2 separate regions of the Homo sapiens genome follow, and region 1 is linked to region 2. Evidence: chromatin loops called from intact Hi-C (ENCODE). Cell type or tissue: K562. All regions are shown on one strand. Links, peaks and the distances in the headings refer to the core of each region. The heading gives the core; the rest is flanking DNA.

Region 1 (15,059 bases), core at 4,421-12,420, 1.1 Mb before region 2:
ACAGTTGCTCTTTATATTTTAATATACATATATAACTTATAATTTAAAAGTATTAAACATTTTTATCATTCTTCTGAAAAATACAAAGATATTTGTCCTTAATTCCAACTGCCTGTTCCCATGATAGATGTTTTATGTAGAATTTTTTGTCATTTTAAACACTGCAAATTAGATATTTTTACTATTGCTTTACACAGATAATTTGTGAAGATTTACCCACATTTGTCAGCTTCTTTTCTCACTTTTTCTTTTGGTAACACAAACAGTTTCTTCTTCTGGAGTATCTTTAGCAGTTTCTTTAGTGAAGATAGTTGATGATAAGCACTCTTAGTATTTATTTATTTGAAAATGTAGATCGTGTTAGACATGGGTCAAATTTTTTCTATTTTTGTACATGGAGGTCCAGTTGCTCCAGCACCATTTGTTGAAATGGCTACCTTTTCCCTATTGGATTGCCTTGACATCTTTGTTGGAAATCATTCCATCATATACAGGAGAGTCTATTGTGTCTCCCTATTCTGTTTCACTGATCTATGTCTATCTTTTCACTAATACCCCACTGTCTTGATTACTATAGCTTTATATTAAGCTTTGAGATCAGGTAGTGTTCCTAAGTTGTTTTGGCTAATTTGATTCTCTTGCCTTTCTATATAAGTGTTAGAATAAGCCTATCGATTTCTATTTTTAAAAGCCTATGAAGAGTTTCATTTTGTTTTTGCTTTTGTTTTTGAGACAGGGTCTTGCTCTGTCAGCCAGGCTGGAGTGCAGTGGTGTGATCACAGCTCACTGCAGCCTTGACCTCCTGGGCTCACGTGGTCCTCCCACCTCAGCCTCCTGAGTAACGGGGACTACAGGCGCACACCACCACGCCTGGCTAATTTTTGTATTTTTATTAATAATAGAGACGGGATTTTACCATGTTTCTCAGGCTGGTCTCGAACTCCTGAGCACCAGAGATCTGCCTGCCTCGGCCTCCCAACGTGCTGGGATTACAGGCGTGACCCATCACCATGGCTGGCTGAAGAGTTTGATTTTCATTGTATTGAATTAATGGATCGATTTGGGGAGATTGACATATTAGCAATTATGAGTCCTCCAATTCTTTAACTCATTTTTGAAGTATCATTTAAAATAGCACCAATACATGAAATAATTCAATTTAAATCTATCAAAATATGTGCAAGAGTTGTATGCCGTACTCTAGCAGTCCCCAACCTTTTGAGCACCAGGGACTGGTTTTGTGGAAGACAATTTTTCCAGGGACTGGGGCATGGGATTGGGGGTGGGGGTTGGTTTTTTGGGATGAAACTGTTTCACCTCAGATCGTTAGGTATTAGATTCTCATAAGGAGCACACAACCTAGATCCCTTGCATGCACAGTTTCCAACAGGGTTCTCGCTTCTGTGAGAATCTAATGCTGCCGTTGATCTGACAGGAGGCAGAGCTCAGACAGTAATGCTTGCTCGTCTTCTGCTGTGCAGCTCGGTTCCTAGCAGGCCATGGACCAGTACTGGTCTTTAGGGGGTTGGGGACCACCACTGTAGGCTACAAAACTGTGGCAACTTCAAAGAAGATCTAATTGATTGGAGAGGTATGCCAGTTATTTATTTATTTATTTATTTATTATTATTATACTTTAAGTTCTAGGGTACATGTGCACAGCGTGCAGGTTTGTTACATATGTATACATGTGCCATGTTGGTGTGCTGCACCCGTTTACTGGTCATTTACATTAGGTATATCTCCTAATGCTATCCCTCCCCTCTCCTCACCCCACGAGAGGCCCTGGTTCAATTCCCACCTATGAGTGAGAACATGCGGTGTTTAGTTTTCTGTCCTTGTAATAGTTTGCTCAGAATGATGGTTTCCAGCTTCATCCATGTCCCTACAAAGGACATGAACTCATCCTTTTTTAATGGCTACAGAGATATGCCAGTTATTTTAATGGAGATAATTTAATATGAAGAATTGTTAATGAGGCATAAATTTGTTAACTAGGTTTCAGAAAACAACAAACAAACAAACAAACAAAATCCTAAGTGTTAGAAAGGTAGCAAGTGTTAGAAAGGTAGCAAAAGCAGCAAGTGCTCTCCCTAAAGCTGGGAGAGCAAAAGGAAGAGATTGGAATTACTAAAACTTTGCAAGCTTGGAGGAGGGGATGCATGAAGCTGAAATTTAGATTTTGGGGAAGGGGTTACCTCCCATTTGGTGGTGATATCTCTGAGCTCAGAGGTAGGGCCTTTTGGATTTGGAATCCAGACCTCTGAGGAGAGGCTCAGCTGGTGGGTGCTGGTCTCTCTGAGGGTATGCAATGAAGGATTGTTCTGCTAGTGCTGAAAAACTACACACTGAAGGCCGGGCACGGTGGCTCCTCCTTGTAATCCCAGCACTTTGGGAGGCCGAGGCAGGCGGATCACAAGGTCGAGAGTTCAAGACCAGCCTGGTCAATATGGTAAGACCCTGTCTCTACTAAAAATACAAAAATTGGCCAGGTGTGGTGGCATGCGCCTGTAGTCCCAGCTACTCAGGAGGCTGAGGCAGGAGAATTGCTTGAACCTGGGAGGCAGATGTTGCAGTGAGCCGAGATTGCGCCACTGCACTTCAGCCTGGGTAACAGAACGGGACTGTCTCAAAAAAAAAAAAAATGTAAAACTATGCACTGAATTCAGCTGATGCTATGGGAAAGAACTTCTGCCAAGGAGAAGCATTGCTGAGGTGATGTTCACAGGAACAGGAAGCAGACAGGAAGCCAACAGGAGAAAATCTCTCCATCCTTGCTTTCTGCCTTTAGTGCCTCCTATTGGCAGAGCCTAACAAGAAGCCAGCTGCTAGGTCAGAAGTGTGATGTACAGTCTCAGCCACAGCATCTCAAAACACAGAAGACTTAGCCTAACAACTGGAATAATCAGAGAGCAAAGGAAACCAAGTAGTAGGGTATTTATAGTATTAAAATACATGGCTTTACAGCAGTTGAAATGCTGACAATAATATTAAATAAAAACAAGTTTTACATAACAACCCAAATTAGAAATGAGTCAAGGAAGAAGCTATGCATGAGAAAATGAAGGGGGCAATTCAGCAAATTTAGAACTGTGTACACATCACAAAAATGAAGGCATGGCATGAATGCAAGCCTTCCACTGGGTTAATAGCATTTGTAGATGTAAAATGAGACATTGCAGACATTTTCTGGGCAAGCTCTTACCCAAGGTATCAATTCCTTTTTAAGATGTCATTGATCCGCATGTAGAAGGGATCAAAATTCTTGGCTAGTACTCAAAATTTTTTTTCGTACTCTGTTTTGGCAGTAGTTTCCCAAATCTTCTACACAATTTGATTTTATATATTTGGTTCATTTAGAAATTTCTGTATTCCTAATAAGATTTCTTTAGTTGTGATTGCTGGAATCCAATCCTTATCTTCTTCCAAGATGGGCAGACACAATGCGTCTAAAGGATAGCCATTGAGTGAAATAATGGTAGTTAAATTTACATTATTGTGTTGAGAATGGAAAATCATCCCTGGGAAACAATCATGGTTTTTTAAGCAGGTCTCTTTCCGTTTACTTTAAAAAATATTCCTTTTTTATTTTTAATTGATAATCGATAATTGTATACATTTATGGGGTGCATTGTGATGTTTTGATGAATCTGGAGAACATTAGCCTAGGTGAAGTAAGCCAGGCACAGAAAGACCAATATACCACAGAATTTTACTTATATGTGCAATCTGAAAAAGTTGCAGTCATAGAAGTAGAGAGTAGAATGGTGGTTACTGGGGCTGACGGAAGGGGATGGATCAGAAAGGGGAGATGTTGATTACAGGGTACAAAGTGTCAGACAGGAGTAATAAGCTCTAGTGATCTATTGCACAGAATGGTGACTATAATAAATAACTGCATTGCGTATTTCAAAGTTGCTAAAAGAGTAAATTTTAAATATTTTCACCATTAAAAAAGCCTTTCTTTTGTTTTGTTTTTTTGGAGACAGAGTCTTGCTCTGTCGCCCAGGCTGGAGTGCAATGGCGCGATCTCGGCTCACTGCAACCTCCACCTCCCGGGTTCAAGTGATTCTCCTACCTCAGCCTCCCAAGTAGCTGGGTCGCACCCACCACCACGCCTGGCTAATTTTTGTATTTTTAGTAGAGACAGGTTTCACTGTGTTGGCCAGGCTGGTCTTGAACTCCTGACCTCAGGTGATCCACCCGTCCTGGCCTCCCAAAGTGCTGGGATTACAGGCACGAGGCCACTGCACCCAGCCCCAAAAGTCTCTTTTTAATGGAGTTCTTTTCTCTCCTGGAGTGTCACTCTCTCAGTCCAGGAGGCTGATCCTGACATCTGGATTTTATGTAGATATTGTCACAAAACTAAATGAGGGGTCTTTTGCCACATTTTTCTCTTCTTGGATCTGCATGTAGGAGGGATGCCTGATATCCTTCATGTCCCCTTTTCCACGTTTAAATTGTAAGTTTCCCTTTATGTTTCCATTTATGATAGAGTCCCTTGCAGGCAGTTGGAACCCTCTTGGCATGGGTGGTGCTGGGAGAGCCAGGGTAGGCATTGGTGTGGGGAAAACTGTGCTTCTCTTTGCCTTGGGTGTCTTCTGGAGCCCTTGCCTGGTTTTTGATTCAACAAGAGACATTGTGCTTGAAGAATTGGAAAGATAATTTGGGGCACTGGATGATACCTTCCTCCAAACACCATCCACTTTTGCCTCAGCCACTTGGCTGTGCTAGCAAAGATTTAATCCATTTTGAGATGCAGTTGGTTTGACACTGGTTTTGATCTCTCTCTGTAAGGGCTGTCCCTGTCACTCCCTGCTAGCTCCTACTGGAAGACCTGGGGATACCTAACAGGGTCCTGTGCTCCAGTTTGTCTCTCTCTAGCCCTTAATACTACCAAAAGCTTTCTTAGCCTCTCAGCATCTTTGTTGCCATTTTCTTCCGAACTTCCCATATTCTCAGCTGGCCGCTTTTAGCAACACCTTGGGAGGAAAAAGCATTTAAGAGTTTCGCTCACATCTCTATACTTCCCTTCTCTTTGAGGTCCAGGTTCAATGTTGCACTGTTTTGGTAGCTTTCTGATGTTCGAAAACATCTTTTAAAACAAGAAATATGTTCTCCTTTTTTTAAAAAGAGATGTTCTTAATCGAAACTTGGTCTTGTGCAGGCCATAGTTTGAAGCAGAACCTATGCAGCTTTTGAAAACAATGATTATGTTTTTATTTCTAGAATTTCTTTTCAGATCATTTCAAAATATTCTTAATCCCTTTTTATAGGTTGGAACATAATTTCCATTTCCTATTTCATTAAATGTGTGCACATGGTTTATCAAGATAAAATTATTATAACCTAAAATGCACAAATCTTAATGGCACAGTGTGATGAATTTTGACAATCATATACACCTATGAAACCACTATCTAGTCAATGTATAGAATAGTGCTGTAATCCCAACAACTTCCCCATATATCTTTTCAATTAATTTTCCTCATCTCCCTTAAATGTTCTGGTTTTTGTTACCCATAGATTAATTTTGTCAGTTTTTGTTTGTTTGTTTGTTTGTTTGTTTGTTTTGAGATGGAGTCTCGTTTTGTTGCCCAGGCTGGAGTGCAGTGGCGCGATCTCGGCTCACTACAACCTCCACCTCCCGGGTTCAAGTGATTCTCCTGCCTCAGCCTCCTGCATAGCTGGGATTACAGGAGCACGCCACCACACCTGGCTAATTTTTGTATTTTTAGTAGAGATGGGGTTTCTCCATGTTGTCCAGGCTGGTCTTGAACTCCTGACGTCAAGTAATCCCCCACCTCAGCCTCCCAAAGTGCTGGGATTACAGGCATGAGCCACCATGCCTGGCCTGTTTTGTTTGCTTTTGAACTTTATATAAATAGAATCATACGGTATGTGTGTGGCTTTTGTATCTACCGTCTTCTGCTCAACATAGCGTTTTTGAGATCCGTCCACATTGTAGTTATTCCTATAATTTATTTCCTATCACTGAGTAGTATTTCACTGAATGAGTATGCCACACTTTGTTTATCCATTCTCCTATGGATGAACATTTGGGCTATTTCTAGGTTTTCGCCATTATAAATAAAGTTGCTATAGACATTATTGGACAGGTCTTTTTGTGGACATATGGCCTCTTCTATTTTTACTTAGTTATCTTCTGTATCTGATCATTTTAATACCTGAGTCATTTGGGATGTTACTCTTTGCTTTCTTGTTCATCTTTTCGTGGTGTTTGTTTCCTCGTGGTTTTGGCAGTTTTTGATTTGATGATATTTTGCTGACTGGGAATCCTGAGAATTCGCAGCAATTTCACATTTGCATCTTCCAGGTACCCAGGGTGATTCTGAGTGAGAAGCACTTGAGATTAATTTTTCTTTGGGGTTCCTTATGTAGAAGCAGTATATTTTCAAACCCCTTCTATGGGAAGGAAGGCTTGTGCTTATAAATTTCCAGGAAGCTTTTTTTTTTTTTTTGAGAGAGGGTCTCACTCTGATGCCCAGGCTGGAGTGCAGTGGTGCAAACACAGCTTACTGAAGCTTTGTCCTCCTGGGCTCAAGCATTCCTCCCATTTTTGTAGAGATGGGTGTCTCACCATGTTGCCCAGGCTGGCCTCGAACTCCTGGGCTCGAGCAATCTGCCCTCCTCTGCCTCCCAAACTACTGGGATTACAGGTGTGAGCACCACGCCTGGCTTTATTTATTTATTAATTTTTTTAACCACAACCTGTAGCCTGAGACAGACAAGTTTCCCAGTCAGCCTCTACATTGACACTTCCTCACAGTCACCACTCTTCAGGGCGTAACTCCTCAGAGATCGTGGATTCAGGTAGAGGTCTCACGTCCCATCCTCCACCTTGGGTCTCTCAGTGCCTTGGATCTTTCATGAGACTGTTAACGTCGGGCTTCCAGGCTCTGGGCAGAAGACCCTAGATGTTAAAGTAGGGTAACCTGAGGTTCTCTCATTGGTCTCCTTTTAGGTCCTTCTTCATTTTCATGTCACCAGATTATCCCCTCCCTCTGAACCGAGGTGCCTGTGTTTTAGAAATGCCAGGGAAATGCTTACTGGGGCTGGCAAACAGGAGCATTTGTGGGCTCTGGAGCACCCAGTGCTGGCTGCCTGGCACTGCCAGTCCACTAAGTGGCCTTGAGCAAGTGGCCTGGCCTCCAGGAGCCCCAATTTCCTCACCTGTAAAGTACAGATAATCCTTCCCCACTCCCCGTGGGATTGTGATGAGCACCAAATATGTCTGTGCACGGAGCTTAGCACACGGTAGGCACACATCGGAGGGCTAGTATGAGCTATCAGCCCTCCTCCGCAGCTTGTGGTCAGGTCTGGCAAGCTGTTGATCTTAGCATATGTTAGCAAACTGGTGCCAACAAACATTTTATGCAATGTAGTTTAAAAGAAAACTTGTAATGACTACCAGAAGAAAAAGTAAGTCAACAGGACAAGTCAGTCCAAGACTGAGACACCCGCAGGGAGGGCTGTCTGTCTCTCGGTTTCCCTCTTCACTTTCAGAACTTGTGGATTTCTCTTACTTTCTTCTGAGCCAAGCTATGCATTAAAAAAAAAAAGGTTGTCTATCTTGTACTTTTAGATATTTATAGCACAAGTTCCTCTCCCTCACCACCCACCCTGGCAATATCTGGCCACCTTTTTGCCAGAAGTACAGTCCTCAAAATACTTTTCCCCAAGCTCTGCTCTGTCTTCTGCAGAGGGTATATCTCTGCTTCAGGCTTTCCACTTTCCGCATTCCTATTTTTGGAGTGAGCAGCAAGTCTGCTTACTCAGCATAAAATCCTGTATCGTCACAGGTTTTTTGGATAGTGTTTTAGCATTTACTTCTTTCCCCCTGTCTTTGATCAGAAGTGGCAGAGCTCTTTGCTGGTTTGCTACCTGGTGTCACCAACATCTAGTTTTTTGTCAAGTTTTCTCCTTCGGCCTACTTCCCACCTCCCCTGCCTCAGTGGGCGTGAGTGAGTTCTGAGATGCTTCTCCTTCACTGCCAAGCTCACGGTTGCCGGTTGGCCTGTGTGCTGACTTCTGCAGAAATATGCACCACCCAAGGGCTAGAGAGGGACTTGGCTAATCCCTGCCTGCTCTGTCGACTTGGCCCAAATGGCAGTTACTCCCCATCAACTGGGCTTCAGGGTTTTGGTTGTTTCGTAGTTTCCCTGAAGGTGGATTTTCTTCTCTGTTTTCCATTATTTTTGGAAAGGAGATTTGTGTAGAAAGGCTTTTGCACTGCCATCTTAGCAGAGGTGGTCTGTTCCAGGTGTGAGTACTCCCTGAGCTGCCGTGGCCAGCCTGGAGGCTGGGTCTTATTTTATATTTGGGGCTCCCGATCTGGGACTCTAGATACCCACCCCCATATCTAAGACATCCTGAGACCTGGATTTGTTAATAAATATCTTAAGGCCAGGTGCAGTCGTGCCTATAATCCCAGCACTTTGGGAGGCCAAGACAGGAGGATCCCTTGAGTCCAGGGCTTCAAGACCAGCCTGGGCCCATCTCTACAAAAAGACTAAAATAATTAGTTGGGCATGGTGGCATACGCTTGTAGTCCCAGCTACTTGGGAGGCTGAGGCTGGAGGATTGATTGAGCCCAGGAGACGGCAGCTGCAGTGGACTGTGATTGCACCACTGCACTCTAGCCTGGGCAACAGAGTGAGACCCTGTCTCAAAAATAAAATAATGAAAAAGAGACATACGTTAACCTCTCTGTATCTTAGTCTTCTTTTCATAAAATGGGACTTTGAGGACTTGTGCTACTGGCCATATGAGGTTGTCTTGAGCATCAACTGAGGTAATAAATATGAAAGTACTTTAGAGACAGTCAACCTCTCTCTTTTTTCAGGTCTCATCATGGGAAGAGCGAGCCAGTTCTGTTTCACAGGGTTTGGCTATTTCTCCCATGGTCACCTTACTCCATTCTGCAGCCTAGCTTGCCCTCCTGACCTGGGAAGCCCAAACGCTGCCCTGGCTGTGTGATACCAAGGAGTCCATCCCTCTTCAGTGCCCTGAATACAAAACGGTTGTGGAGAGCCTGGAGTGATCTCAATCACCACTGGGTGTCGCTCTTGGACTCAAAATTGTGTGGTACCTCCAGCTCTGTAGATTTCCTTTCCTCAGCCTTGCTTCTCGGCAGTGAGCGTGGACAGTCTCAATTTCCAGTATGTGTCCCCTGCCTTCTTTTTTTGTTTTTGTTTTTTTGAGAAAGAGTCTCGCGGTGTAACCCAGGTTGAAGTGCAGTGGTGCGATCTTGGCTCACTGCAACCTCCACCTCGCGGGTTCAAGTGATTCTCCTACCTCAGCCTCCCTAGTAGCTGGGATTACAGGTGCCTGCCGCCATGCCCGGCTAATTTTTGTATTTTTAGTACAGATGGGGTTTTACCATGTTAGCCAGCTGGTCTCGAACTCTGACCTCAGGTGATCCGCCCGGCTCAGCCTCCCAAAGTGCTGGGATTACAGGCATGAGCCACCGCACCTGGCCTCCCTACATTCTTAAAATTCTTGGCAGCAACACTTGGAGTCATCAGACAGCATTCATTCAGGCCTTTGCTTTCAGGTGGAAGGTGCTTGTGCCATCCTAATTTATTTTAATTTTTGCCTAACCAACATATGACCAGAAAGGTATGTATCTATGGCCAAAATGTTCATAAGATGAATTTCAGGACTAAAAGTCAGCAAATTTTTAGAATCAGCACATTTGGGACTGGTTATGTCAAGTCCCCTTCCACCACTCTCCCCAAGATTTTGCTGCTAAAAAAATGTTTTAAAAGTGTTGCCTCGGGGTGACCTAGTTATTCTAACAGCAGCACGAGGAAGAGGGAAATTTCTGACTTTACTCCACCAAAGTCCTCCAGCTCCACAAAGCCAATGGCTGCTGCAGTTTAGCTTTTATCTTTCTGGAGCTCTCTAGGGGCATCAACTGTTGATTACTCTCCTGTTTTAAAAATTCTCCCTGAACTTTTGTTCACTATTTTCTCCTGATATATTTGCTAGTTCTCTGGTTCCCCCATATTCTTTCCCCTTAAATGTCATCATTTCCTATGCTGCTGTCCTTGGTCTCTGTTCTTCAACTCTGCACAATCTACTCACCCATTGGTTCCAAATCCACATCTTATATTCAGGCCTTTGTGCATTGCCATCTCTACTTGGGTGTCCTGAAGGACATTGTTTTAGAAAGCAGCTTTATTGAGGTATTTATATACAATAAAATTCATTCATTTTAGGTGTATAGTTTCACAAATTTTGGTGACTGTATAATATATAGTCACGTAACTGCCACCTCAATCAAGATATTGGTCTCAGAAAAATGCACTGTCTCTCACTCTGTAAAATTTCTTTTTCACATCTTGGCCTTGGCTTTCAGTGTTCTCGCACCTCAAAAAGCTTCCTCCTACTCCTTTGCAGTTGGTCCCCTCCCCCACCCCTAACCTAGTCCCTGACATGCACTGACGTCTGCTTTCTGTCGCTATGATGTTTTGCCTTTTCTAGAACTTTAGAAAAATGGAATCCCGTGGTGTATGGTCTTTGTGTTTGACTGCTTTCACTTGACCTAATCCCCACTACCGATGTGTGCAAAAACAATCTCATTTTTCATGCCAGGCTCTGCATGTGATGGCCCCTCCATTCACCCCGACATCAAAGCCAGAAAGCTAAGGTTCACCCTCCCAAGGCCCCTTCCTCTCACTGCCCCCCTCCAATTACACCCCATGCCATGAGTAATTAGTCAGGAAGTCCTAGCGCGTCTCTCTGTTCTGTATTTTTTTTTATTTTTTTGAGACGGAGTCTTGCTCTGTCACCCAGGTTGGAGAAGAAGTGGTGCGATCTCGGGTCATTGACACCTCTGCCTCCCAGGTTCAAGAGATTGTCTTGCCTCGGCCCCCTGAGCAGCTGGGATTACAGGCATGCACCACCACATCCGGCTAATTTTTGTATTTTTAGTAGAGATGGGGTTTCGCCATGTTGGCCAGGCTGATCTCAAACTCCTGGCCTCAAGTGATTCACCCGCCTTGGCCTCCCAAAGCGCTGGGATTACAGGCATGAGCCACTGCGCCCGGCCTATTCTATATTTTTCAGTCCACCTTTCTCTTTATTCTCAAGGTTGCTGACTTAAGTGAGATTCTCTTCATTTCTTGCCTCTCCTAACTGGTCTTCATGCCTCTAGTCAGGACTTTTTCAATCTGCCCTTCTGAAAACTGCCATTGTGACCTTCTAAAACACAAATCTGCCTGTAATCCCAGTCCTTTTGGAGGCCAAGGCAGGAAGGATGGCTTGAGGCTAGGAGTTTGAGGCCAGCCTGGGCAACAAAGCAAGACCCTGTCTCTACAAAACATTTTAAAAATTAGCCAGGTATAGTGGCTCACAAACTGTAGTCACAGCTACTTGGGAGGCAGAATCAGGAGAATCGTTTGAGCCCAGGACTTTGAGGCTGCAGTGAGCTATGATTGTGCCACTGCGCTCCAGCCTGGGCAACAGAGAATGACCCTGTCTCTAAAAACAAAGCTAATATCAAACAAACAAAACCCACAAATCTGCTCTTTACCACTCCCCTACTTCAGTGGTTCCCCATGGCTTCTCTGCTTAGCAAATGACACCCTTCATAATTTGATTTATTTCTGCCTAAATCTCTATATCTTATTTTCCAGAACTCTCTCAAATGCAGCCTATACTCAGCCATTACTTGTGCATCTTTTTCCAAGGGCCATGCTCACTCATGCTTCTGTGTGCATGCTGTTCCCTCAGCCTGGGAAACCCCTTTCCTCCTCCTTCCTCTAGCCAACTCCTACCTACTCCTTAAGAGTCAACCCACCTGACTCCTCCTGTGCAATACCTTCCCTCGCCAGTGCCCCAGACTGGGTTAGGTGCTCCTCCAAGGTGTTCCCTCCATCATAGCGTTGATCATCAGTCATTATCAATCTACTTACTTGTCGAGTTAGTCATCTGTCCCTCCCACTAGACTATAAGTTCTTTGAGGAGTTTGTGTCTTGCTCAACTTTGTTTCCTTGTTCCTAGCACAGGGTCAGGCACATTGGAGGCATCCAATGAATGCCCTCGGAATGACTGAGGGAGGATGGAGGGAGAGATCTGAAGCTTCTTGAGGAGGCAGGGGCGAGAGTCAGGAAGACCTGGTATGGAAAATAAATGCCCCATTCTATGGCCTCAATCATAGATACATCTACTACTGTGAAAGAGGAGAAGAGTTAGGTGGGAGTCCTGGCAGAGAATCCATGAAGGAGAATGAAGTGTGGGAAGGCAAGTTCAAACGCCTGGTGCCCTGGCTTTGGCAGTGAAAGTGTCTGATGAGGGAAGGAGGATAGTGTGAGGGAAAACCAAGAGGGAATGAGATCTTAAATGATGCCACACAACAAAATGAGAGAAGCACATATTCTTAGATTTTTTTTTTTTTTTGAGACAGGGTCTTGCTCTGTCATCTAGGCTTGAGCGCAGTGGCATGATCACAGCTCACTGCAGCCTCTACCTTTCAGGCTTAAGCAACCCTCCTACCTCAGTCCTTCTGGTAGCTGGGAGTATAGGCGTATGCCACCATGTCCAGCTAATTTTTAAATTTTTTGTAGAGACAGGGTCTCAGTTTGTTGCCTGGGTTGGTCTTGAACTCTTGGGCTCAAGGAATCCTCCTACCTTGGCCTCCCAAAGTGCTAGCATTACAGGTGTGAGCCACTGTACCTGGCCTCATTCCTAGATTTTTGTGTGAAACAAAGACTCCTGAGTCCCAGACAGTGTTGTTTTCACACCACACACTAGATGGGTCCCAATTGTTGTTTCTTACCATGAACAGGGTCCTGTAGTTTTCACAGCACTTTCCCAAGCACTGTCTTATGGTTTCTGCACATCAACCCAGGAAAGCAGACAAAGATGAGATGATGAATCCTGCCTAACCAATGAGGAATCAGAGGCTAAGAGATTCTAGCGCCTTACTCATGCCACAGGGCTGGACCTCTTCCTATGACAGCTTCTGTCTCTAAGGTGAGACCTTGGGCTGAGTTGCCAACGTCAGTTGTGTTTAAAAATGACATACCTGAGAAGGCTGTTGACTATTTGCTGACTCTACAATGAGACAATAGAGACCTGACAAAGGATGTCCAGAGGTGGAAAAAGCTACTGTAGGTTGGAGAGCAATCTCTGAGTGAATGAAATGTTGGAACCATTTAATGTTAGGTGAACAGGAGAACTGTGAATTCCCTAAAGTCTAATGTCTTCCAATTGCACAGCTGGGGCAGCTGGCCAAGGAGACTTTGGACTAGCTGGAGCTTTATGGGATGAAACATTTCCTGTGGTGGTACCTTTTCCTTTTTTTAATGAAACAGAAAAGAAATGATTCTCAGAGGAGAAAAGAGATTGTCATAAAAGGAGACATTTTTCTTTTCACTCTTTAGTAGATGTTGTTGTGTTAAATGCTGTTGAATCTTAATACCATACTATCAATCTTACCACAATATAAAATACGGAAATTTTTGTTTTGAATGGAAGATCAGCATTTTTCTTAGTCTATATAATCTAGAGGTTAAGAATACAGGTTAGTAAATCCTGGCTGCACCACTTACTAGCTGTAGGACCTTTTTTTTATTTTATAGAATTGCTTATGCATTCTATACCTTAGGTCTGCTTCTACCACATAGGCTTATTTAAGTATTAACTAATATAATCAACAGAAAGAATTTAACATATTGTTGATAATATTATAATAATGTAGTTTATGTTTGCATGTAGCTTGTTTTAACTTTTTTTTTTTTGAGACAGAATCTCACTCTACTGCCCAGCCTGGAGTGCGGTGGTATGATCTTGGCTCACTGTAGCCTTCACTTCCTGGGCTCAAGTAATCCTTCTGCCTCAGCTTCCCAAGTAGCTGGGACTATAGGTATGCACCACCACACCTGGCTAATTTTTTAATTTTTATTTTTGTAGAGATGAGGTATTTTTTACTATGTTGCCCAGGCTGGTCTCGAACTCCTGGCCTCAAGGGATCTTTCTGCCTTGGCCTCCCAAAGTGCTGGGATTATGGGCATGAGCCACCGTGCCTGGACCCATTTCATTCTTATAATAACCATATGAAATAGGCAGGGCAGGTATTATTATTGCATTTCAAAATTTTTTTAATTTTTATTTTTTGTGGGTACATGGTAGGTGTATATATTTATGTGGTACATGAGATATTTTGATACAGGCATGCAATGCATAATAATCACGTCAGGGTAAATAGGGCATCCATCAAGTTAAGTATTTATCCTTTGTGTTAAAAACAATTCATTTATACTCTTAGTTATTTTGAAATGTATAATTAAATTATTATTGACTATAGTCACCCTGGTTGTGCTATCAAATAGTAGTTCTTATTCATTCTTTCTATGTGTTTTTATACCCATTAACCATCCCACTTCCCCCACTAACCCTCAGTACACTCAGCCTCTGATAACCATCCTTTTACTCCCTATCTCCATGAGTTCAGTCATTGTAATTCCTTTTTCAAAGAATAGGATCTCGCTATGTTGCCCAGGCAGGTCTCAAACTCCTGAGCTCAAGCTGTCCTCCTGCCTCTGCCTCCCTAAGTGCTGAGATTATAGGCATGAGCCACTGTGTCTGGCAGAACTCCTTTTATATTCTGATTCTTAATCCTTGTCAAATGGGTAGTTTGCCAATATTTTCTCTTATTCTTTAGGTTGTCTCTTTACTTTGTTCTTTCCTTTGGAGTGCAGAAGCTTTTTAACTTGATGTGATCCCATTTGTCCATTTCTGCTTTGGTTGCCTATTCTTATGGGGTATTACTCAAGAAATCTTGGCCCACTCCAATGTCCTGGAGCATCTCCTCAATGTTGTCTTTCAGTAGTCTCATAGTTTGAGGTCTTAGATTTAAGTATTTAATCTATTTTGATTTGGATTTTGTATATGGCAAGAGATAGAGGTCTGGTTTCCTTCTGCTGCTATGGATATCTAGTTTTCCCAGCACCATTTATTGAAGAGACTGTCTTTTTCTCAATATATGTTATTGGCACCTTTTTTGAAAATGAGTTCACCGTAGATGCATG
Region 2 (15,059 bases), core at 3,429-11,428:
AGAAGAGGGAGGTAGGCAGAAAGCCTTTGCTTAAAAAACACCAAAAGTCTGCATGGGAGTCCTCTTGAGTCTTTACTCCACACTAAGATGTGCACAAGAGGGTACAATTCCAGGAAGCCAGGCAAAGAGCTGCTGAGAAGCAGTGAGCTAAAGGGTTCCCAGGGCTTACACGGCATCTGAGTCCCAACTATTCAGAAAGACGGATCCCTGTTGATAACTTGGGGCCCTCACTAGGGAACGGGAAAGGCCATGCACATGGCGACGCACATGATAAACCCCAGAGCCATCACTAAAACAACAATACAAAGGAGCAGGGCTAACAACAAGCCAATAGTGAAGATGCAGTGAAATTTTAAAATTATTCAATCCAAAAGTCATGAGAAGAAGGGGGAAAAGGGCAATAAAAACAGATGAGACGAATAGAAAAGAAATAGCAGAGTGGCACACTTAATCCCAATCAAACTGGTAACTAAACTACATGAAAATACTCTAAACATTCCAATTAACAGGAAGAGTTCAATTGGATAAAAAAACAAAACCCCACCAGTCAGAACAGCAAATATTAAAAAGTCAAGAAACAACAGACGCTGGTGAGGTTGTGGAGAAATAGGAAAGCTTTTACACTGTCGGTGGGAATGTAAATTAGTTCAACCATTGTGGAAGAGGGTGTGGGGATTCCTCAAAGATCTAGAACCGGAAATACCATTGGACCCAGCAATCCCATTACTGGGTATATACCCAAAGGAATATAAATCATTCTATTATAAAGATACATACACGCATATGTTCATTGCAGCACTATTCACAATAGCAAAGACATGGAATCAACCCAAATGCCCATCCGTGATAGACTGGATAAAGAAAAGGTGGTACACATACACCATGGAATACTATGCAGCCATAAAAAGGAATGAGATAATGTTCTTTGCAGGGAAATGGATGAAGCCAGAAGCCATTATCCTCAGCAAACCAATGCAGGAACAGAAAACCAACCACCACATGTTCTCACTTATAAGTGGGAGGTGAACAATGAGAACACATGGACACAGGGAAGGGAACAACACATGGAAGGGGCCTGCTGGGGGGTTGGGTGGGGGGAGGGAGAGCTTTAGGAAAAATAGCTAATGCATTCTGGGCTTAATATCTAGGTGATGGGTTGATCTGGGCAGCAAACCACCGTGGCACACGTTTACCTATGTAACAAACCTGCACATCCTCCAGATGTAACCCAGAACTAAAAATTAAAATTAAAAAAAAAAAAAAACAAGACCCAATTAGGTGCTATTTACAAGAAAAACACTTTGAAATTAAAAACACAGATAAAGAGGAAAAAAAAGAGATACATCATACAAATAAGAAGCCACTTGAAAAACCAGAGTGGCTACATTAGACAAAGTAGACATTAGAACAAGAAGCGTTCCCTGGTATAAAGATGGACATTTCATAATGTCAAAAGGGTCAATTCATCAAGAAGATGTAACAGTCTTAAATGTGAATATACCATAACAAAGCATAACATACATGCAGCAAGAACTGGCAGAATTGAAGGAAAAACAGACAAATGTATATTGAGATTTGAATACTTTAATAGGCCTATTTCAGTAATTAATGGGAGAAGTAGATACAAAAAGTAGAAAACCTGCATGACACTATCAAGCAATTTGATTCCATTGATATTTACAGACCATTGCACCCAACAATAGCAGATACACATTCTTCTCTTTTTAGATGGAGTTTTTGCTCTGTCACCCAGGCTGGAGTGCAATGGCGCGATCTTGGCTTACTGCAACCTCCACCTCCTGGGTTCAAGCAATTCTCCTTTCTCAACCTCCAAGCAGCTTGGACTACAGGCGCACACTACCATGCCCAGCTAATTTTTGTATTTTTAGTAGAGACAAGTTTTCACCATGTTGGCCAGGCTGGTCTTGAACTCTTGACCTCAGGTGATCCGCTCACCTCGGCCTCCCAAACTGCTGGGATTACAGGCATGAGCCACCGCATTCGGCCAGGTACACATTCTTTTCAAGTACATAAGAAACCTTCACCAGCTAGGTGCACTGCATGCCTTGGCTGTCATCCCAGCATGTTGGGAAGCCAAGGCGGGAGGACAGGAGGATCACTTGAAGCCAGTAGTTCAAGACCAGCCTGGGCAAATAAGCAAGACCTCATCTCTACAAAAAAACATTAAAAGTTAGCCAGGTGTGGTGGCATATGCCTGTAGTCCTAGCTACTTGGGAAGCTGAGGCAGGAGGATCATTTGAGACTAGAAGTTGGAGGCTGCAGTGAACTCTGACGGCACCACTGCAGTCTAGCCTGGGTTGACAGAGCAAGACCTCATCTCTAAAACGGAAGAAAAACAAAAACATTTGCCAAGATAGATCATACACTGAGTCATAAAACAAATCTCAATAAATATAAAGGATTAAATCCTATAAAATATGTTCTCTTAGAACAAAATTAATCAGAAATATCAAAAAGATCTTTGGAAAATCCTCATATATTTGGAAACTTAAAATCACACTTTTAAATAATCCAGGAGTCAAAGGAGAAAAACAAGAGGAGGAAAAATTAAATAATACTAAGAACTGAATTCTTAAAATGAAAACACCACAGGCTAGGGGCTCATGCCTGTAACTCAGCATTTTCAGAGGCTGAGGTGGGAAGATCACGTGAGCCCAGGAGTTCAAGACTAGCCTGGGCAACATAGGGAGACCCCAACTCTACAAAAAACAAAATTTAAAAATTAGCCAGGTGTGGTGGCTTACACCTGTAGTCTCAGCTACTCAGGAGGCTAAGGTGGGAGGATCACTTGAGCCCAGGAGATCCGGGCTTCAGAGAGCTGTCTGGGCAATGGAGTGAGACCCTGGAGACAGAGAAAAGGAAGGGAGGGAGGATGGGAGGGAGGAAAGGAGGGAAGGAGGGAAGGGGAGGGAAGGGGAGGAAAAGGGAGGGAAGGGGAGGGGAGGGAAGGGGAGGGGAGGGAAGGGAAGGGAAAGGGAGACAGAGAGGCAGAGGGAGAGGGAATCAAAATTTATGGGGTGCAACTAAAGCAGTGTATAGAGGGAAAGTCTACCTTTTAATGCTAAACTGGAAACAATGCAGATCTCCACCAGCAGAAGGGATAAACAACTTGTGGCATATCCATACCAACACATACCACTTGGCAATAAGGACAAACTACAGACACATGCAACATCAATCAATCTCAAAAACATGGAGGATCCGTCATTGGAAAACCAGAATCACGAGTAAATATGTAGGCTGGGCACGGTGGTTCACGCCTATAATCCCAGAACTTTGGGAGCCCAAGGTGGGTGCATTATGAGGTCAGGAGTTTGAGACCAGCCTCGCCAACATGCTGAAACTCCGTCTCTACCAAACATACAAAAATTAGCTGGGCATGGTGGCACATGCCTGTAATCTGAGCTACTTGGGAGGCTGAGGCAGGAGAATTGCTTGAACCCGGGAGATGGAGGTTACAGTGAGCCGAGATCATGACAGTGCACTCCAGCCTGGGTGACAGAGCGAGACTCTGTCTCAAAAAAAAAAAAAAACTATGTATGTATATATAGTGTATATAGCAATATCCGCAAATTCTCCAACTGTGAGACTTACGTGTCCCAAAAAGATGATATAAATCTTTCTCTTCCTTAATGATGATTTTTTTTAATTTCTGGAAGAATAATAGGCCCAACTTCCCTTCTGACTATAGTCATATTAAACAAGCAAATCCCATCAATGATAAATGTCACTACTGTAAAAACTACTTAAGTTGTAAGGAAATATTGTTTCAGAGACTTAAAGTAATTGTAGTTGGAGAAAAAACAAAGAGTATCTTTGTATGATGTTATTTATATGAAGCTGAAGCAAAGACACTTATTCCATAATGATAGAAAGTATATCACTGGTTTCCTCAGACTTGTGGAAAAGAGGGACATTTGGGATTAATTGGGAAGCTGCACAAGGGAATCTTTGGGATAACAGAAATCTTCTGTATCTGGATTGTGTTGTGACTATACAGGTGTAGACATTTGTTGAAACTCATTGACCTTTACACTTAAAATATTGTTATTGATTATAAATTACACCTCATGCCGGGTGCAGTGGCTCATGCCTGTAATCCCAGCACTTTGGGAGGCCAAGGCGGGCAGATCACTTGAGATCAGGAGTTCGAGACCAGCCTGGCCAACATGGTAAAACCCCATCTCTACTAAAATACAAAAATTAGCCGGGCATGGTGGCGGGCGCCTATAATCCCAGGTACTTGGGAGGCTGAGGTGGGAGAATCGCTTGAATCTAGGAGGCGGAGGTTGCTGTGAGCCGAGTTTGCGTTACTACACTCCAGCCTGGGTGGCAGAGTGAGAAAGATTCTGCCTCCAAAAAAATTAAAAATTAAATAATAAATTATACCTCAAAGCTTTTTTTAAACAAAAGCCTTTGTCTACTGCTCTGATGGCTGGGGCCAGTCTCTTGTCACTCTGGAAACTGAGGACACTTGGATTCTACCCAAGCCTCCAAGCAGTGGCATATCAGTCTCGGAGCTTCTAGCTGGTGATGTGCAGAGGGCCTCAGAGGACTCAGGACAGCAGGGTCAATTTTTTTGACCCTAGGCTGCTAACTCACTGACTAGAACTGAATCTGGTTCTCTTCAGTTTTGCACCAACTCTGCCAAGCCACTCTATCTTATACTAAACATCATACTCAAACCAAAAAAAAGAAAAAGAAAGACTTTGTCATTATCTTGCCTCTTGGTGTGTTCCGGTATGAAGTATACAGCATCACCTTTGATGTCTTGTCAAATCGAATCAAGCTTAAGACCTGTGCTGTTTCAGACCATAGCCACTAGCTACATGTGGCTATTTAAACGTAAATTAGTGAGAATGACATAAAATTAACAATTCTGTCACTCAGCCACATGGATACATGTTAGGTGCTCACTGGCCACCTGCGGTGAATGACTTCCATTTTGGACAGCACAGAGAACATTTCTGTCATCACAGAAAGTTGTACTGGGTAGTTCCGAGGTACAACTTCCAGATGATAGAAAATACAGAGGGTACAGGAATGAGTTAAACTCACTTAGGGAAATGATCTAATCCAGCATGTGGCTCATTCTGCAAGACAACTGGCCTGGTCTCCTCGGTGTGTGATTGTTACAGATAAAACTAAGGGGGCAAGAGGGTAAGAGACCGTTTTAGAGCAAAAGTAACTAAAGAAGACTTGACAAACAAACCCAGTGAGTGAGTGTGGATTGGATCCTGATTTGAAAAGAAACTGAATATTAACGTGCTGCTGCTACACTCCAGCCTGGGTGACAGAGTGAGCAAGATTCTGCCTCAAAAAAAATTAAAAATTAAATAATATTAAATAATTAGACAGGAGGATGGTATTAGGGGATTACGGTTTGGAGCTTCAGAGATATAAGAATGGTATTGTAGTTATTGCAGGAGTCATAATCTGTAGGCACGTCACCCTGAAGTAGTTAAGAATAAAGTGTGATGATGCCTTCAGTTTACTTTCTAGTAGATCAGCAAAAATAAATATATGCACACAAATACAGATGAAGAAAAATATAGCCAAATATAGTCATGGACTGCATAATGACATTTTGGTCAATGTTGGACCACATATACAACGGTGGTCCCATAAGATTATAATACAATAGCGTATTACTTGGCTTTTTCTATGTTTAGATACACACATCTCTCTGTGTTCCAACTGCCTACAGTACTCAGTCCAGGAACATGCTGTCCAGGTTTGTAGCCTAGAAACAATGTAGGCTACATAAGATAGCCCACATGTGTAGCGGGCTGTGCCGCCCAGGTTTATGTCAGTGCACTCTTTGATTCTCACAATGACACAATTTCACCTAACAACATCTTTCAGAACATATCCCCGTTGTTAAGGGTCATATGACTATATCAACAGTGTTTTACTTTAAGTGGCGTGTATATACAGATCATCATACTATTCTTTTTTTTCTTTTTTTTGAGCCAGAGTCTCACTCTGTCGCCCAGGCTGGAGTGCAGTGGCACGATCTCAGCTCACTGCAAGCTCCGCCTCCCAGGTTCACTGCCTCAGCCTCCTGAGTAGCTGGGACTACAGGCGCCCGCCACTACGCCCGGCTAATTTTTTGTATTTTTAGTAGAGATGGGGTTTCAGCATGTTAGCCAGGATGGTCATGATTTCCTGACCTTGTGATCCGCCCCCCTCGGCCTTCCAAAGTGCTGGGATTACAGGCATGAGCCACCGCACCCGGCCTATACTATTCTTTTAACTTTTCTGTATATTTGAAATTTTCCTAAGTTGGGAAAAGAAGTGAAAAACCATATTCTTCTCCCTCTTCCCCACTATCATTGACATATGTAAACTCCTGGATTTCATGGACAAAGTCTATGGGGAAATTGATGCAGTTGGTGTATGATGTGGTTAATTTCTTTCTTATTTTGGCTATTACTTCACTATTTAAGGACATGAGGGGGAAACATCAATTCAAGCTTCCTATGCTCAGCAACTGTGTCAGACTAAAGAGCTGCTGCAGCTTCTCTTGACAGCTGGGCACTTTTTCGGGTTAGCATCTGTAGCCCGGTGGGGAGTTTGGTCAGGTCCAGGGAGGGTACAGCCAGGCCAGGGAAACTGGAGGTGCAGCCACCACCTGGAGACTCGATCTCCTCCCATCAGGATTCCCTCCAGGCCCCTCTCATCACGCCTGCTGCTGGGCTACAGTCATTCAGGTTCCGCTTCAGGACTTGGACACCAGAAAAGAGCTGCAAGCACTTTGGAGATTCTCTCAGCCAATCCCAGAGGGCTGGCGCGCAGAAAGCTCACATCCCCACCCTCCACGGGAGTTTAGACAGGAGGCGGCCAGAACCAACTGCTCTCCCAGAAGGCTGGGATAAAAAGAAATTTGCACAAAGCAAGACTGGCACCTAGTGGATGCTTTTTATATTGACGTTTGTATTATACTTCTAACCAGAGAAAGTAACCTGGACAATCCCGACAAGCCTGGTGAAGATGAGAAAAAATACAATTGTAGCAACCTGGTCGTGCTTCCCCTGAATTCACCAAATCCAAGGAACAGCAAAAAGCCAATACACACGTGTGCACTCCAAAATCCAAAAATGGAATGTCAGCCCGCTGTAGTGGCTCACGCCTGTAATCCCAGCATTTGGGGAGGCCAAGGAGGGAGGATTGCTTAAGCCCAGGAGTTCAAAATCTGGGCAACTTAGCAAGACCCCAACTCTACAAAAAATTTAAAAACTAGCCAGGCATGGTGGTGCATGCCCATAGTCCCAGCTACTCGGGAGGCTGAAGCAGGAGGATCACTTGAGCCTGGGAGTCCGAGGCTGCAGTGAGCCATGATCATGCCACTGCACTCCAGCCTGAAAAACAGGGCAAGACCCTGTCCCAAAAGAAAAGGAAAAAAAAAAAAAACAAGGTCTAGTGAGGGAGAAAGGATCATTTGGAGACACCTGAAAAGAATTTGCCATACGCTCTCCACTCATTCAAACTCATTTTGGTTGCTTACCACTAGATAATCTCTTACACCTGATTTCCAACCAATCAAGGACCTCAGTTCTAAAATGCTCAAGTTGCAAATTTCTAGAACGGACCTATTTGTCTTTCACTTTCATCACTCTTGCTTCCTAGAAGGCCCTCCCTCAAATCCTAAAATCATTTAAATCCCTGGCTCTTAATAGATCAATTTCTTTTTTGTCATGACTGTAATGGCTTCACTGGTGAAAGTTAATGACTCATTCTACCTCACATCCTAATTAGTTGCTCAACTGTGTCTCCCTACTCATCCCTATGCCATAGTCCCCCTCCTAGGGACATTCAACACTGTGTCAAATGCAGGGCCCTGAACACCCAGCTGTGAGAGAGTGGCAAAAAAACAAAAACAAAAAAACACCTCTCCTATTGAAGATACCCTCCCCACCCTTGTAGACCCCCTACTCCTTCCCTATCCTATGAAACTGAAGTTCGAAATAAACACACAAAATCATTCATTCATGAGGTAAGAGTGTGGTAAGTATCATGTGAACAAACCTTATCAATGTTGCCCAAACTGGAATGTTCAGATATACACACTCCTAAAGGAGCAATGAGATCATTTCTTCCAGCGTCATGACTCCAGCCAGAGGGAGAAGAGCCACAATTTCCCAATTTTAAAAAATCATCATCATTGTATTACTATCATGTGAGAAAGGTACATTTTAATGTTATAATATTCCGTAATGAAATCAATTCTTGGCCAGGCGCAGTGGCTTATGCCTGTAATTCCAGCACTTTGGGAGGTCGAGGCAGGCGGATCACCTGAGGTCAGGAGTTGGAGACTAGCCTGGCCAACATGGCGAAACCCCGTCTCTACTAAAAATACAAAAATGAGCCAGGCGTGGTGGCGGGCGCCTGTAATCCCGGCTACAGGAGAATTGCTTGAATCCGGGAGAAGAAAGTTGCAGTGAGCCGAAATCACGCCACTACACTCCATACTGGGCAACAAGAGCAAAACTCCATCTCAAACAAACAAACAAAAAGAAATCAATTGTAAATTAACCTATTGGCTTATCACAAGCCCAATCAAAATTCCCATAGGATTTGTTTTTCGTTTTTTGTTTTTTGTTTTTTGAGACAAAGTCTCCCTCTTGTGGCCCAGGCTGGAGTGTAGTGGCGCGATCTCGGCTCACTGCAACCTCCGCCTCCCGGATTCAAGCAATTCTCCTGGGATTACAGATGCCCTCCACCATTCCCGGCCAATTTTTGTACTTTTAGTAGAGACAGGGGTTCGCCATGTTGGCTAGGCTAGTCTCGAACTCCTGACCTCAGGTGATCCGCCCGCCTCGGCCTCCCAAAGTGTTGGGATTACAGGCATGAGCCACCATACCCGGCCAGGATTTATTTTTAACTTGGGTAAAATATTGTGTGGAAGCTCATCTATAAATTGTTACAGCCATACTGAGAGGCAATTTGACGGAATCTATTGAAATTTAAGGTACATGTAGCCTGTGACCAGAATTCCACCTCTCCTTACCCACCTGAGAAAGATGCTGGCACAGGTGCACATAAGGCAGGCACGAGGTCGCCGCAACTTCACTTTACTGAGAAACAGGAAGCACCCCAAGCATCTATCGATCAGGGAATGGCAGCAGTGGTTCTCCGAAGCGCAGCCGTAACACAGCAGCAGCAGCAGCATCACGTGGGACGCATTCTTTGGCCCCCATCTGGCTGAATGAGAAACTCCAGGGTAGGGCAAAGCAGCCTGTGTTTTAACCAGCCCTCCCTCTGATCCTGCTGCAGTTAAAATGAACGTAGTCCTATGTTATTAATTTGGAAAGTCCTCCAAAATATATTGGGTTTAAAAAAAAAAGCAAGCTCAAGTTGCAGAATGCTGCATACAGTATACCATTTATGTGGGGGAAAAGAAATCACTTATTTTCTGAGAGCACATCTGTATGTAGATTCACAGAAATCACAGATTCACAGAAATGATTTGGAGTCCAAAACTCTAAAGTAACAATGGTAGCCTCTGCACGTAATCACTAAGCCAGGTGACGGGCAGTTAGTCTAGCCTTAGGTGTCATGTTTCCATCTTTTTTACAAGAATGTATTTCTATAATACTTGTCTAATTAATATGCATTTTTTAATGAGCTTCCTAGAATAGTCAGTCATAGAGCAGGAAAGAAGAATGGTGGTTACCGGGGGCTGGAGGGAGAGTTTACTGTTTAATGGATACAGAGTTTCAGTGTGGGAGGATGAGAAAGTTCTGGAGATGGATGGTGGTGATACACAGCGTGAATGTGCTCACTGCCACTGAACTGCGTACTTTTTTTAAATGGTTAAAATGGTAGATTTTATATTTTACAACATTAAAAAATAAAAATGTGTGTTTTTTAAATGTTAACAGCTATCTGTCCAGCTCAGTTCCCAATGAACCAGACTTCTAGCATGAAAACTGCCCTCTTCACAAGGCTCCTGGCAGTGTGACCCCAGCCCAGGCAGGGGTGATTGGGCTAGGATGAACACCTGAACCAAAATGCAGCCAATCAGATGTTCCTCCCAGGAAGTGGGAGTACGGACTGGCTCAGGTTCCCAGCAAGAAACAAACACTGTTAAGCAGGGCTAAGAGATTTTTTATAAAGGGACTACAGTACTTAAAACGGTGTGAGTGGAGTTAAGGGAGCCTACGAGGAAGAGTGAGGCATTCTGGGACAGGCGGAAAGCGACCAACAGGAGGAAATTGTCACTAGACTTCCAGCCAGAGTGAAGGGCACAACCAGATGACCAGGGAGGACCCCACCAAACCATAGCCCTGCAGAGTTCAGCAGGGGAATGTAGACTCTGACCGTGTGGCCTCCCACACTCCAATCTCCAGCAAGGGAGTTGAGCTGATGCCATCGGTGGTACTCAGCCTCCAAAGGCATGGAGCAGATGGAGAAAGGTGTGGGGAGAGGGCTGGATCTAAGGGAGCAGAGAATGCCCAGCTCTCCTAAGAATCAGCAAGTGGCTGGATGATAACATCATAACCTCAGGAACAGTCAGGCAGCCAAACAACAGCACGAACTCCAAGGCAGCAGTTAAGAGACCACACAGCACTTTGGGAGGCAGAGGCGGGTGGATCACAAGGTCAAGAGTTCGAGACCAGCCTAGCCAACATAGTGAAACCCCGTCTCTACTAAAAATACAAAAAATTAGCCCGGTGTGGTAGCGGGCGCCTGTAATCCCAGCTACTCGGGAGGCTGAGGCAGGAGAATCGCTTGAACCTGGGAGGTGGAGGTTGCAGTGAGCCGAGATCGTGCCATTGCACTCCAGCCTGGGCAACAGTGCAAGACTCAAAAAAAAAGGGACTACACAAAAGCCCTAATGATTCTGTCTCCTGTAATCCCTCCCTGCAGACAAGCTGTCTCTGTGTACCCTGACAATTCTTTGAAATTGTAATTACACTTGTTTTGCTTCAACTGCCCCAATTTTTGTTTCTTACAACCAAATAATCTTTACTTAGCAAAGTGGGAGAATGAAAAGGCAAAAGATATTTAGGAAAATATTTCAAAGAGGTATAAAGACAACAACAATAAAAATGAATTCTAAAAGCCCCCGAAGTTAAAAATAATGTACTGTCGAGAGACAGCAATGGCATAGAATGGATAGTGCTGAAAGACTAGGATCCTACCGTAATAAAGCAAGCACGAGTGTATAGGATGGAAAGAATAATCCACAGTGTGCAGAAAACGGGCTGTGTGTGTGGGAATCCCAAGTGAGAGCCTCATCTCACAAGACACACCACAAAGAACTCCGTATAGATCAGAGAGGCAGCCTTCAACTGCTTCAGCACAACAACACATTTTAGTTGCGTACCCCCTAAAACAAATTACTTTAAGTATGTGCAATGCACTGGTATGTTCTACTTTAATTACATTTTCTTCTTTAAAAAGTGGTGGCTGCAACCCACTTTAATTATTTCATAATGCACTGAAAAGTCACAATTTACTAAAGTGTAAAAAATATAAACACACACACACAGAGACAACGAGAGAGACGAGAACAAAATGCAAGAAATACCTGCCTAGTTTCAGAAAAGGAACTTTTTTTAAGCTTAAAAATACAGTTTAAAGAAAAATAGTATTGGCCAGTGCAGTGGCTCACACATGTAATCCCAGCACTTTGGGAGGCTGAGGCAGGCAGATCACTTGAGGTCAGGAGTTCGAGACCAGCCTGACCAATATGGTGAAAACCCATCTCTACTAAAAATACAAAAATTAGCCAGGCATGGTGGCACACAACTATAATCCCAGCTACTCGGGAAACTGAGGCAGGAGAATTGCTTGCAATTCGGGAGGCGGAGGCTGCAGTGAGCCGAGATCACGCCACTACACTCCAGCCTGGGTGACAGAGTGAGACTCTGTGTCAAAAAATGAAAAGGCAAACTGTGGAAAATATTTGCGGCACATGTTTGGAAAGGAATGATTCTCTTTTATAAAAAGACTTTTTTTAAGCATGGACAAGGATCTAAACCCACAATAAAGAAATACAAATGGCAATGAGCATTACAAAAGTAGTTAAACTGAGTCATGATGAAATGGAAATAAAAACACTGCTTATGGAGCATAAAATTGATGGAACCTTTCTGGAAATTTTGGTATATTTCTTAAGTCTTAAGGGAGTATGTATGTCATTTTTCTCAGTAAGTAGAAATATCTCATAAGGATACATTTTAAGAAAAATACAAAATGTGTCTGAGAATGTTCCCTCTAGCATTACCTACAACAAATTAAAACATGAGAACAGTGAAAGTACAACATGGGTGGAATAGTGAGAACCACAAACATGATTTCAAAGGATAATTGACAATGATATTGTGTGAAAGATGATAAAATGAATATGTAGATGCCAGTTTCCTAAGAAAAGCATGTGTATTCATGCAGAGAGAAAAATTAAAAGGAGACACACCAAAACACTATAGTTATCTCTGTTATATGATTTTATTTTCCTTCTTTGCCAAATTTCCTCAATGAACATGTCACTGGCTTTCAAAACAATAGATTGTTACAATCTTATTTTAAAAAAACATTGTATTAAGTTCCCTTTTTCACCTTTGGAAAGGGGAACTGTGTCCACCCATAAGGCTGTGTCTGGATTTCTTGATAACGCCAAAGACAAAAAAGAATTTCCGTTAGAACTTATTCCCCCATCATGTAACAATTAACTGTTCTGAAAATAATCCCTTAGCCAGACGCTGCACTCTGATGTTCAACGTGTACCCACAGATGCTGCTCCGTGAGGTTCTTACAGCATCCATGAGACAGGTGGCACTGCTGTTACTCTCCTGTCACACTCCAGAAAAAAGAAGTCGAGTTATAACTGCCACACTGTAGGGTGGACCCAGAACTAGCACTCAGCTTCTGGACCCCAATGCAGTCTCTTCTCACAACAGACTGACTTGCATTCCTGTCTGCCCTCCTTTTATTTCTTGTACCTCATCAAACCACAAAAGTCCCCAAATGAAAGACTGCCAGTTGCACAACAATGTGACTATACTTCATGACAGAACTGTATACTTAAAAATGATTAACATGGTAAATGTTATGTATATTTTGCCACAAAAAAAAAGGGAGAGGCCTTTGTCGAGGTTGAGTCATGAATTAACAAGGTCAAAGTCTGGCTGAATCTATCCAGTTTGTTTTTTAGGTATAACCGTATTCCTAGGGAACCCAGGCTCACCAGCAAGCTATCCCTAAACTATGAGAAAGCACCCTGACCAGCAACCCTAAGTGGGTGCCTGAGGAGACTCAAAACATCCAAATTCCAGCCAGTCAACTGTTTGTTTACAATTCCTGTTGACAAAAGGAGAGTGGTCAGCAGGCAGTAAGACGACCTAGCACAACACACAACAGAGTCAAGAACTCCAACCCCATCAGTACAGACAGGCCAGGCTTCGTCCACACCACCAGCTACGAAGGCCACCCAGTTCATTTCTCTTACCCCAGTTCCACACTCTGGTCCAAACGCAATCTTCCAGTTATGAAACTGGTTTATTATGCAACTCTCCTGAGTACAAAGAAGGGTCACCACCCAACGAGAACATCCTGCTCCACTGAGAGGAATGTTACTTGTCGCAAATAAATACAACATGCAAACACAATTTCTCTTGGAAGGCTGGTTAGCAATTCGACTCTGTGAAATTGCATCAAATCTAGAGACAAGAACAAAGCTTTGGCCCAGCTTTGGAACATCATGACCACACACGACCAACTAAGGGAGCTGCCGAGTCCTCGCTCGACTTCAGTGCTGCTTCTGGTCTCTCTGTTGAACTTTCTGGACAGCTCTAGGTCGGGCAGGAATCTCTAACAAATTAAACTACAACAGGGCCATGGGCAAGCCTGGGGGAAAATGTCTTCATTACCTCGTTTTTATTTCCCTTTAAAGGCCCTAATTTTAGCACCCGAAAGATGTATCTCCTCTCTCTCTGAGCCATTATTACCTAGGATATGCCAGGCCATTTTAAAGTGGTAATTTTCAACCTTTGGATTTTTCATATGACATCCAAGCAAACTTCATTTTGCACTGCTTTCTACACAATGACTTGTAATTGTTCTGGGACAACAGGCGTGTGCCACCATGCCCAGCTATTTATTTTTCTCAGAAATATTTTCATATTAAAAATTACCCACATATATATGAACACAAGTTATACTATGGATGGGTACAGACAACCCAGTGTCCTCACACAGAGTCAGCCAGCACCATGCGAAGACGAAGCACTACCCACCCCATGCTTTGTCCACACCGGGCGTCCTCAGTCTGAATGACGCCTGCTAATCCTGTTACACTGCTACGGCTTCTCATTCTGCCACTGCTTTGTGATCCACCGCACAATTCTGTCAGCATAAGGACAGTGCTGAGGTGCCACAAAAGTCAAAAGCTAACTACATTTGATTAAAAGAAAATCTAATTTTATGCCTGAGTTGTCTTCAAAGACATGATCACAAATGGTCACAGGAGGAGCACTGGAAAAGCCACTGCTGCCTGGATGGGTTCACCAGTTATCTTACCAATTACAACTGAAAGAAACTACAGCTAAAGAATGGCAAGAATTCAAATCTGGCCGGGCGTGGTGGCTTGCGCCTAAGCACCACGCCCAGCCAGCACTTTGGGAGGCCAAGGCAGGAGGATCACTTGAGCCTAGGAGTTTAGGACCAGCAACATGGCAAAACCCAATCTCTATAAAATAAATATCAAAATTATCCAGGCCTGCTGGTGTGCACCTCTAGTTCCAGCTACTCAAGAGGATGAGAGGCAGAAGGATCACTTGAGCCTAGGAAGCATGATCATGCCACTGCACTCCAGTCTGGGTGAGAACAAGACCCTGTCTCCACAAAAAAAAAAAAAAAAAAAGATAATTCAAATTTGAAGAGAATAGAACAAATATCAGTTCCTCCTACCTCATTGTCACTCTTTCTTGGGATCCCTGGGGTCCCCGCTCCTGCCCAGGACCAGGCCTGGGGGCTCTTTCTCTATTCAGACCATGCCCTTGGGAAGCTCACCCAGTCTTAGACAGCTTTAA

Evidence for each region. Peaks named below come from ENCODE experiments on the same cell type or tissue, not always from the same donor. Only the 100,000 strongest peaks of a DNase experiment are listed, where the experiment ranks them.
Region 1: a loop joins it to region 2, with 4 times the contacts of the local background. A loop is called at or near these places in 32 of 110 quality-filtered maps.

What each region holds. Positions count from the first base shown.
Region 1 is chr2:30,066,466-30,081,524 of GRCh38, reverse strand. No RefSeq gene overlaps it. Among named protein-coding and RNA genes, the nearest start is that of YPEL5, 73 kb to the left of the region's middle. In K562, for the core only: a CTCF peak has its summit at 9,072 (motif pointing right); a DNase peak (open chromatin) is centred at 9,074; H3K27me3 peaks cover 1,760 bases.
Region 2 is chr2:28,950,674-28,965,732 of GRCh38, reverse strand. It overlaps a transcript of TOGARAM2 not described here. Among named protein-coding and RNA genes, the nearest start is that of TOGARAM2, 23 kb to the left of the region's middle. In K562, for the core only: CTCF peaks have their summits at 6,931 (motif pointing left), 8,633 (motif pointing left) and 9,219; DNase peaks (open chromatin) are centred at 6,892 and 9,222; H3K4me3 peaks cover 344 bases; H3K27me3 peaks cover 1,784 bases.